Regions from separate parts of the Mus musculus genome. Here region 2 is linked to region 1. A link is a loop called in an ENCODE intact Hi-C map of the cell type or tissue named here. Cell type or tissue: heart. All regions are shown on one strand. Region 1 overlaps Rpl19 (ribosomal protein L19). Region 2 holds the start of Fbxl20 (F-box and leucine-rich repeat protein 20).

Region 1 (5,000 bases):
ACAAGTTGGCACTAGTGCTGAGTTTGTTGGTGGGAAAAGATGTCAGCATTAAGTCCCTACATTCTGCTTATGCTGGGGATTCTACTGGGTGTTTTTTGTTTTTTGTTTTTTTTCAAGACAGGGTTTCTCTGTAGCCCTGGCTGTGCTGGAACTCACTCTGTAGACCAGGCTGGCCTTGAACTCAGAAATCTGCCTGCCTCTGCCTCCCGAGTGCTGGGATTAAAGGCGTGCACCACCACTGCCCAGCTTACTGGATGTTTTTAAATGGGATTGAAAGGGGTGGCTAGGAAGTTGGGGTACGCTTACTGATGATCATGCAGGGGATGTGAAGTTTGGTCCCAGCTCTCGTGGCCCACCTGTTTGGGGAAATGACTTGTAGGGCCATTGTTGTTTACAGGATAGGGGGTCATACATACTACCCTTTGTCCTGCCACAGCCTCATGGCTCATAGAGTGAGAGTTTGTGCTAAAGCTGGTGGATCTCAATTTCAAGACCCGCTTTAGTGCTGTCCCCAGCCCTGAAAGGAGAAATTAGTTGTTAATGTCTGTGTTTATTGAGACTGTCCTCTATACAGCTCTGACCTGTGCAGAGCCATCCATCCGTCTCTGCTGTTTGTCTTCTCTTGACTCAGTAGGTAACAGAAATTAAGTGTTTGGATGGACCTAATATTTCTTAAAATGAAAGACAGGTGAGGGGAAGACAGCTCAGTTGCCTCTGGTGAGTAACTTAAAACTTAAAGAGTCTCGATTCTAATTCTTGCTCAGGGAAGAGGAAGGGTACTGCCAATGCTCGGATGCCTGAGAAGGTGACCTGGATGAGAAGGATGAGGATCCTGCGCCGGCTTCTCAGGAGATACCGGGAATCCAAGAAGATTGACCGCCATATGTAAGCTCCCACTTTTATGGCTTTGTCTTTTCATCCATCTCTGTCTCAGTTTGAACAGGGAATCCGCCAGAGAAGTGGGTTATTTTCCCCTTATGCTATCAGTAGCCTAAGATTTAAATTGGCCAGGCAGGTAGTGTGTAGGAGCTGCCCCCAAAGCCTTTGGGGACTGGAGTCCCTGTAATAACAGACTTAGTGACCTTGGGGAGAGGAACAAACCCACATGTCCCACTGTTAACCAGAGTTACACTGTCTCCTGCAGGTATCACAGCCTGTACCTGAAGGTCAAAGGGAATGTGTTCAAAAACAAGCGCATCCTCATGGAGCACATCCACAAGCTGAAGGCAGACAAGGCCCGCAAGAAGCTCCTGGCGTAAGTTCAAGATGGATCTTGGGGCTGGAGAGATGGCTCAGGCTAAGAGCCCTGGCTGCTCTTCCAGAGGTCCTGAGTTCAATTCCCAGCAACCACACGGTGGCTCACAGCCATCTGTAATGTGTTCTGATGCCCTCTGCCCTCTTCTGGTGTGTCTGAAGATAGCAGCAGTGTACTTATGTACATTAAATAAGTAAATACTTTTTAAAAAATGTTATTTAATAAAAAAACCTACCACCTGCCCATCCTCACCTATCTAGGTGAAGCAGGAACTGCTGCTATTCTTTGGGCTGATGTGGCTCCAAGGGTTTAGAGGTCTGGGGTGTGCCTCTTTCCAGCTATTCATCTGTGCCCAGACTGACTCTCTTTCTCTTTCTTGCACCAGTGACCAGGCTGAGGCTCGCAGGTCTAAGACCAAGGAAGCACGAAAGCGCCGGGAGGAGCGCCTCCAGGCCAAGAAGGAAGAGATCATCAAGACTCTGTCCAAGGAGGAGGAGACCAAGAAATAAAGCTTCCCTCGTGTCTGTACATAGCGGCCTGGCTGTGGCCTCATGTGGATCAGTCTTTAAAATAAAACAAGCCTTTGTCTGTTGCCCTCTTGTTTAGCAGTTTTGGCTGCTGTGTCTTAATGAGAGCTGGCCACGGGACCCTGGGATGTCAGCCTAGACTTCAGGGTGGTATTGGGACTTACTGAAGGGTCACCTATTTCTTGTAGCCATAAGTGATGTTTCTGTTCTCTAGAGTGGCTGAGTCCATCAAGCAGCCTGTGTGCTCAGATGCTTGAGACCAACCTGCCTTAGCATCTCATGAAGCATTGACTGAGTGGTTGTTGGTTATGTAGCCCTGGCTGTCCTGGAACTCACGCTGTAGACCAGGCTTGGCCTCAAACTCAGAAATCTGCCTGCCCCTGCCCCCCAAGTGCTGGGATTAAAGGCATGCGCCACCACTGCCTGGCTGGGTTTGTTTAAGATTTATGTATATGAGTGCTCCTCATTTACACCAGAAGAGGGCATCCAATTTCATTGCAGATGGTTGTGAGCCACTATGTGGTTACTGGGAATTGAACTCTAGAAGAGCAGTCAGTGCTGTTAACTGCTGAGCCATCTCCAGCCTGTACTTACCCTGTTAGCTGCTGTTTATAAGGTTTTTAATAATTGCTGTGAGCTGAGTACATTGACCCTGTAGACTTGACACTATAATGAAGTAGGGTCAATCACGTCCATTTTGTCAATCACTGAGAGGAGCATGGATGAACAAGGAGGATGCTGTGTGATGGTTTAACATGTCTGGTGACAGGTCGGCTCTGAGTTACACTTGGATTACCAGGGTAAGTTGTGTCCTCAGTAGCAGGGCCTTTCAAGGAAGCAGTGGAAAGAATGAGGTGGAGGAGGCAGGTGTATAGAGGCACAAGGGCCGGTAGACCCCAGGGCTCTGCTTTATCCAGTTCTGGGCCTGGAAGAAAGCAGGTGGTAGAAGGCTCTAAGACCAGACTCAGAAACAACACCTTCCTATGTGGCTAGGTACAAGGCCTGGCACAGGGGAGTTATTTCTGCCTTTGCTACCATGGGCTCTTCCTATAAGACTTTTCCTAATGGCAAAGCTTCCAAGGCCTGGAGAAAAGGAGTGTCCTCGGCCAAGCTCTCAGCTTAGCCTGGACATAAGTCCAGCTCAACTGAGGGGAAAGTTTAGAGACCACCCTATCCCAGACAGGGACCACAGAAGGGGACTGCAGTGATCCAAGCATAATAGTCACGGTTCCATTCTGAGCCAGGAGATGGCGCTGTTCGTTCACTGCTGGTTTGTATACTCCAGCTTCTCCGGCTTTTTGTTTGGTTGACATTGGGTGATTTTGAAAGGTTAAAATGTTTATTTAAATTTTTTTTTTTTTTTAAAGATTGATTTATTATATGTAAGTACACTGTAGCTGTCTTCTGACACTCCAGAAGAGGGAGTCAGATCTCATTATAGATGAGGACTTACTTGCGTTGATGTTTTGCGTACATGGAGTGGATGTCTGTGTGAAGATACCAGACATTCTGGAACTGGAATTATAAATAGTTGTGAGCTGCCATATTGGGAATTGGCAGCTGGGAAATGAACCTGGGTCCTCTGGAAAAGCAACATCTGAGCCATCTCCCCAGCCCTATGGCAGTTTGTTTTAATGTCAACTTGCCACAAATTAGAATCAACTGAGTAGGGAGCCTCACCTGAGGAATTCGCATTGCCTTAATAAATGTTAGGAAGACACACCCGCCAAGGGTCCAGATAAAGAAGGGCCACAGGAGAAGGACAATTACTCCTTTGTCTAATTGATCTTCTCTTGTGCCACCAAGTTAACTTAGGCTGCGCTACAGCAATTCCAGGCTTCCACCACTGACTACAAAACAATGGCTCGCTAAAGACTAGGTTTTCCGTGCCAGAGGGGGCTGCTTAGGCTCCCAGCCTTAGGACCTGAGCCAGTCAGTAAGCAGCACTCTCCAATGGTCTCTGCTTCCATTCCCAACCCCAGGTTTTCGACCTTGAGTTCCTGCCCTGGTTTTCCTCAGCTGTAACCTGTAACCCAAATAAACCCTGTCCTCGTCCAAGTTGTTTTAGGTCATTTTCACACAGTGACAGACAGAGAAGCAAACTAGGAAAGATACAGGAAGTGATGGATGGGCTGAGGGTTCTCAAAAAACCACTCATGACAGACAATGCTCTGCCACTGAGCTATCCTACTGTTCTTTTCTGTTATCCCACTGTTATTTTCTCCTGACAGCCACCCCAGACCTGGAAGGAACACCTCTCCTATCACCGGCTCTGACACTTTGACAAGAAAATACATGAAGGGAGTCTAATTTTCAGAGAACTTCAAGCATCAGGCCTCCCTAAATAGGGCTGGAAAGAGGGCTCAGCGGTTAAGAGCATTGGCTGCTCTTGGAGAGATCCTGAGTTCAGTTCCCAGCAACCACATGGTGGCTCATAACCATCTGTAATGGGATCAGATGCCCTCTTCTGATGTGGTGACCTCATATACATAAAAGTAAATAAATAAATCTTTAAAAGAAAGAGCCAGGCGTGGTGGCGCACGCCTTTAATCCCAGCACTCGGGAGGCAGAGGCAGGCAGATTTCTGAGTTCGAGGCCAGCCTACAATGGAAGCAGAGACCATTGGAGAGTGCTGCTTACTGACTGGCTCAGGTCCTAAGGCTGGGAGCCTAAGCAGCCCCCTCTGGCACGGAAAACCTAGTCTTTAGCGAGGTCTACAAAGTGAGTTCCAGGATAGCCAGGGCTATACAGAGAAACCCTGTCTCGAAAAAAGAAAAAAAAGAAAAATAAAGAAAGAAAAAGAAGGAAGGAGGAAAGAAAAAAGAAAAGAAAGATAACTGTTGAATCCACTCCAGGCCCTGGAAATCCAATCAACTTAGCCCTGAAGTATAGCTTTGCAGCATAGGATGTTCTTAGCATGAGTTCCAGCCCCAGCTCCAACCTCCTTAGCCCCTCCAGCCCCTCACAATGGGCCCTTTCATTCAAGAGTACACGACTTGGGGCTGGAGAGATGGGTAGCTGTTTAGAGCGTTTGCTGCTACTCCTGAGGACTCGATTGATTTCAATTCCCAGAGCGCACACTGGGCAGTCCCAGCCACCTGTGACTCTGGCCCTAATGCCGTCTGCCCTTCCTTGGCACCCACTCATATCTAGCACACACACATAGGAACACACACATTAAAAATAAAAACAAAGCCGGGTGTGCTGGCACACACCTT
Region 2 (5,000 bases), 120 kb after region 1:
GGATTCTCTTAGTTCTGAGGATTTTTCTTTTGTTTTTATTTTCAAACAGAATTTCTCTATGCATCCCGACTGTCCTGGAACTCTCCATGTACATTAAACTGGACTGGAATAGGCAGAGATCTGCCTGCCTCTGACTCTTGAGTGCTGCGCTTAAAGGTGTGCAAAAGAGAGCCTGGCAGGTTTGAGTATTTAGAAATTCATGAAGCAAGCAGGACAGTGTGGCACATGCTTTTAATCCCAGCACTCCAGAGGCAGAAGCAGGCAGCTCACTGAGTTTGAGGCCACCCTGGTTTACAGAGCAAAGTTCCACAACAGCCAGGGCTAACACAAAGAAACCCTATCTCAAAACAAAACAACAAAAAAACCCTAAAAACTAAAAATAAAAGCTGAAACAAACCCAAGCAGCAGAGGACAGCGGCTCACATCTAGGACGCTAACTAGCACCTGGGAGGTGGAGGAAACCACCTCAAACTCACTATGGCTTTAACGCACAAATGAGGATCTGTCAGGCTTTCCTCAGTCCTCACCCCAAATGGGAAATTCTCCACTCGGAATAGCAAGTCGGTCAAGAACTATCGAAGTTTTGGACTCTTCCTTTTGAACTCTTTTGGGTAACCCTAAACTGTCAGGTGTCCAGGTAGTAATTTCAATGGTAAAGACTTTCACAGTAGTACTGAACTTGAAACCACCATAAATTATTCTCTTTGGCGGCTCCACTTTAGAGCAATACAACATTTTACATAGGCAGTTTTTATTATTATGCCTCTCCCCCAACCCACCATTAAGTTACAAATGAAAACTCTAATGTAACCAATGAAGTTCTCCACTCCTCACTGCGACTTGGCATACTAAGTCTGAATTTACAGTCTCTCCACAGCTCTCCCTCCTACCTTAACTTTATAACTATAAATACTTTTTCAAGAAATACTAAGACTATACAGAAGTTTCGCCCCTAGGTGAGACTTTCACCCGAAGCCCACAAACTTTTTGTCTCAAATTTATCTTTTAAAGGGAGCTGAAGGGAAACACTGGGTGTTAAAAATACAACAAGAGAGAGGAGACAGGAAGCCAGCAAGTGAGATGAACACTGAGCCTGGGCCCAGCACAGGTCAGTCAGCCTGAGCCTCTGCCAGAAAAGGCCAGGTAACATTTTCTCTTGTGTAAGTTTCTTTGTCTCTCGGCCTACCAATGAAACCTCCAGCACATCTCCAAACTACTGTATTTCATTTCACCAGTACTTAGGATACTTCCCAAAGGAATCCCTTTCTCAGTCGTGAACTCGCTTTTAAAGATCTTTCTGACTATGTACGGTTCCATTCCAAGACTACAAACCTCCTTTTCAGAGGACAAACTTAAGACAAAACAAAAAAACAAAACAAAACAAACCAGGAATGGGTTCTCCGAAGGCTCTCAGACCTTCCTCGCATTCTCGGAACAGATATCTAAGTTCCCAATAAACAATGAACCACAAAAGTATTAGACTACACGGGGAAGAGGAAGTATTAGAATATCCAAACAGCACGAAAACCCCACAGTCGCCTCTATCGTCCCAGTTTACTACCACCCCCAACTTCCTACTTCCACCGAGGACTAATCGATTCCCGCTCGGGTGGAGATTCACGAAGGCAGCAGGCGCTGGCCAGTCGGGGACTGAGTGCTTTCACTGCGTGGTGGAAGGAGGCTAGCCAAGGGCTGGGCAGAGAATGGGAAGCTGGGTGTTATGGGGGAGGGGGGATTTAGGGCGCCAGGGCTAATCCCGGCCAGGGCCCGCGGGTGGAAGGGGCAGCAGGCGAACCTCCCGGAAGGCGAGGCAAGCCGGTGCGCGGGGCTTGCGGGTCGCAAGCAGGGGAGGACGCCGGCGGCCGCATCGGGGGCGGGTGGCGGGCCGCACAAGGGAGGAGGCTCCGGTCGAGCTACTGTTTGGGGTGCGAGAGCTGGCCTTCGCCGCCGCCCGAGACCCCTCCGAGCTCACACCTCAAACCTGCTCTTGGTCACTCCGTTCACGTCCCTCCTCATGGGGCCGGCGGGTGCGGCCCGGGCAGGGCGCTGCGGCGTGCGGAGTGCAAAGATAGGGGCCAGGGCAGGCCCCGGAGTTCCGGGAGCGGGAGGCGGCGGCGGCAGCAAGGCGAGGCTCGCCCGGCCGACGCGGAGGAGCGACCGCTCGAGTCCCGCGGGGGCCTCCACCACCGCCCGCGGCGTCCGCGGCCGCGACGACTGCCAGTCGCTAGCTCGGTCCTCTCCAAAGCCTCAACTTCAACCCAAAACAAAAACACTCCCCACCTGCCAGCAACGCCGCTCCTCATTGGGCAGAGCCGCCCGGGCCTCGGAACGTCGGGGGAGGGGAGGAGCGCTCGGCGGCGGCGGCGCGAGCCCACCCCTCCCCCACCCGGCGCAGCCCCGGACGGTGAGCCCGCGAGCGCCTGGAACGTGGGGTGACCGGGCGCCAGCCCACCAGGACAAGGAGAAGCAGGGAAGTGCCCAAGTGCGCGCCTGCTTCGGTGCGCGCGCGGGCGTGGGGGGGGGGGGCACGGTGTGTGTGCTGTGGGGCGGGTGCGAGTGCGCGCGTGCCCGCGGACCGGCGAGAAGAGCAGAACAGGGACAGGAACATCACCGGATCCCCTCCAGCACTGCGAGGGCTCACTGGCACGTAGCGACCCACGCGGAACCTGAGCTTTCAGCCTAGGGTCCCCAGCTCTGATCTGATCACTTCCCCGGCGGCCTGAGCTGGCACCCACGTCTTTCTGACCACCCAGCTCCCGTCCTCTATCACTCACTGTCGCCTTGAACCCAAAGTGCAGCAGGCGGTCCCTGCTCGGAGCCATTTTCCTCCTCTTTCTAGACGTCTCTAGGTTGGGGCAGTGCCGCCGCCGCTGCCGCCGTAGGTGCTGCCGCCGCCTCCCCCACCCCGGTGAATTGCATTACGGGGTGCTGCAGGGAGGCCTGGGGGGCCCCTGCGGGGCGGATGGCTCTCAGTGCCAGGCTCCAGAAGGCAGGAGCTGGTTGCGCTAAGAGGAGGACGTAGCGCCAGCTCTGCACAGGAGCTGGCAGCGAGGCTACACCTCGGGATCAGGGGGTGCAATGCCCCAGCCCAGTACCCATTCCTTGGGCCGGGGGAGGGGCTGGCGTCAATCGGGTGGGGGCGGGCAAGGCACAAGGGCCATTGGCGTCCCCGCCCCTCCGGCCGCTGGCGCCCAATGGGCTGCAGCGGCTGCTCACCCTCCAATCGGAGAGCTGGTTCGTGAGAGCCACGGCGTGACGCCATTTCGGCGGGAGAAACAAGCATGTAGGAGCGAGTAGGCGGGGGCGGTTGCCCATAGGAAACTCTTCCATTGGATTTCGCTCCTAGTATAAAAGGTAGTCTGTCATCTTTTTGTTAACTCCAGCCTTCAAGACTTCCAAAATCTATGACCTATTTTCCACGAATTATGAAACAACCGAGAGTGAAATTGCTCCGTCAGAGACATTACAAAATGTACCAAACCTGAAATATTAAAAACTACCATAAATCCCAGCCGTCCTAATTAGACCTTAATACTGCTTCCAATTTTATGCTCAAAGCAATTACGAGTTTGTCGTCAGACCTTTTCTACTTAGTTTTAGAACTTGAAAAAGATGAACTTTTAAGAGCAAAAGTGTTACAGTATACCCACATACATGAAATAAGCAAATGTGTACAAAAAGAGAGAAAGGCTGGTCCTCTTTAAAAACTAAAAGAGCAAAATGTTGTGAACCTTTTTTAAAAAAAACTTATGATTTATAGTCCCTAAAATAAAATGTTCCTTTTTTTTTTTTTTTTTTTTTTGAGATTGTTTATGAAGCCTGTTCTGGTCGTCTGGAAGTCAGAGATCCACCTGTCTCTGCCTCCAGTTCTGGCATTAAAGGCATTTGTCACGCCTGACAGAACTTTTTTTTTTCCCTGAAGAGGCATTCCTAAGCAAACTACCTTTAAAAAACTTAGTTCTTTGGCCCACAAAAACCTAGTTCACATGAGACATTCTGAGTCCCACATGTTTTTTTTTTAAATACTTACTTTATGCATATGAGTACACAATTGAGTACACAGCAGAAGAGGACATCTGATCCCATTACAGATGGTTGGGAGCCACCATGTGATTGCTGGGAATTGAACTCAAGACCTCTGGAAGAGCAGTCAGTGCGCTAAACCTCTGAGCCATCTCTCCAGCTCTTCCTCCCCCCCATGCTTTTAAAAGTATTTACTTCAGGCAGTGGGGAAAAACAAAAAACAAAGTTTAGTGGCATCCAAAAGCTGTTTCTCCCAGCAAGAATTACTGATAAAGGTTTAACTGCAAGTCAAGAAAAGGTGAGAAAGAGAAAAGTTGACAGACAAGTATGGGAAAGAAAAAAAAATCTGGCCTCATTGGTCTACCAACTGTGCTGTGGGCTCATTTAGAACAGTACTCAGTGAAGCTGTTGGGTTTCTAATTAATTTGGATTTTTGAGAGGTTAACAAATGGAAATATTCAACGAATATGATTTTATATTGACTGTAATCCCACAAGGTAATCCCAACCTGTAATGCCGCTTAAGGACTGCTTGAGGTCAGAATCCTTCTGGGCTTGCTAGAGACAGACAACAAAAGCCCCAGCACTTGAGAGGAATGCAGGAAGATAAAAGAGTTTAAGGTTCGCCTCAGCAATACAAGTTAAAGGTCTGGCTGGGCTACATGAAACCTAGTCACAAAAAACATAAGCCAGGCTGGTCTCCACAGTGAGTTCCAGACCAGCAGGGGGACATAGTGAGAATCTATCTTAAAAAAACAAAACAACAAACAATAAAAAACACAGAGGCACATTTCTTTTTATCAAAGAAATTTATTTGCATGTAAAGAAAGTTTTATTTTTGTGTTGTTTTAAGAGGGAAAATCCACAGATTTTATCCACTTTCAAAAATGAAAAAATTATTTACAGAACAGACATACACACAGAAAAGCAAATTAGAAATGCCTTTAAGAAAACACCCTTTCCATTGCTCCTGATGTA

Evidence for each region. Hi-C counts contacts between places; a loop is a spot of excess contacts. Peaks named below come from ENCODE experiments on the same cell type or tissue, not always from the same donor. Only the 100,000 strongest peaks of a DNase experiment are listed, where the experiment ranks them.
Region 2: a loop joins it to region 1, with 3.0 times the contacts of the local background. A loop is called at or near these places in 11 of 42 quality-filtered maps.

The regions. Positions count from the first base shown.
Region 1 is chr11:98,028,631-98,033,630 of GRCm38, forward strand. It overlaps Rpl19 (ribosomal protein L19), which reads left to right. Exons shown (of 6, transcript NM_009078.2): 4 at 765-885; 5 at 1,145-1,255; 6 at 1,641-1,863. The coding sequence ends at 1,764. Among named protein-coding and RNA genes, the nearest start is that of Rpl19, 4.2 kb to the left of the region's middle. In heart, a CTCF peak has its summit at 3,025 (motif pointing right); a DNase peak (open chromatin) is centred at 3,018.
Region 2 is chr11:98,147,342-98,152,341 of GRCm38, forward strand. It overlaps Fbxl20 (F-box and leucine-rich repeat protein 20), which reads right to left and starts at 2,275. Exons shown (of 15, transcript NM_028149.1): 1 at 1,975-2,275. The coding sequence starts at 2,016. It also overlaps a transcript of Med1 not described here. In heart, a CTCF peak has its summit at 4,752 (motif pointing right); DNase peaks (open chromatin) are centred at 1,790, 2,300 and 3,200; H3K4me3 peaks cover 2,832 bases; H3K27ac peaks cover 2,187 bases.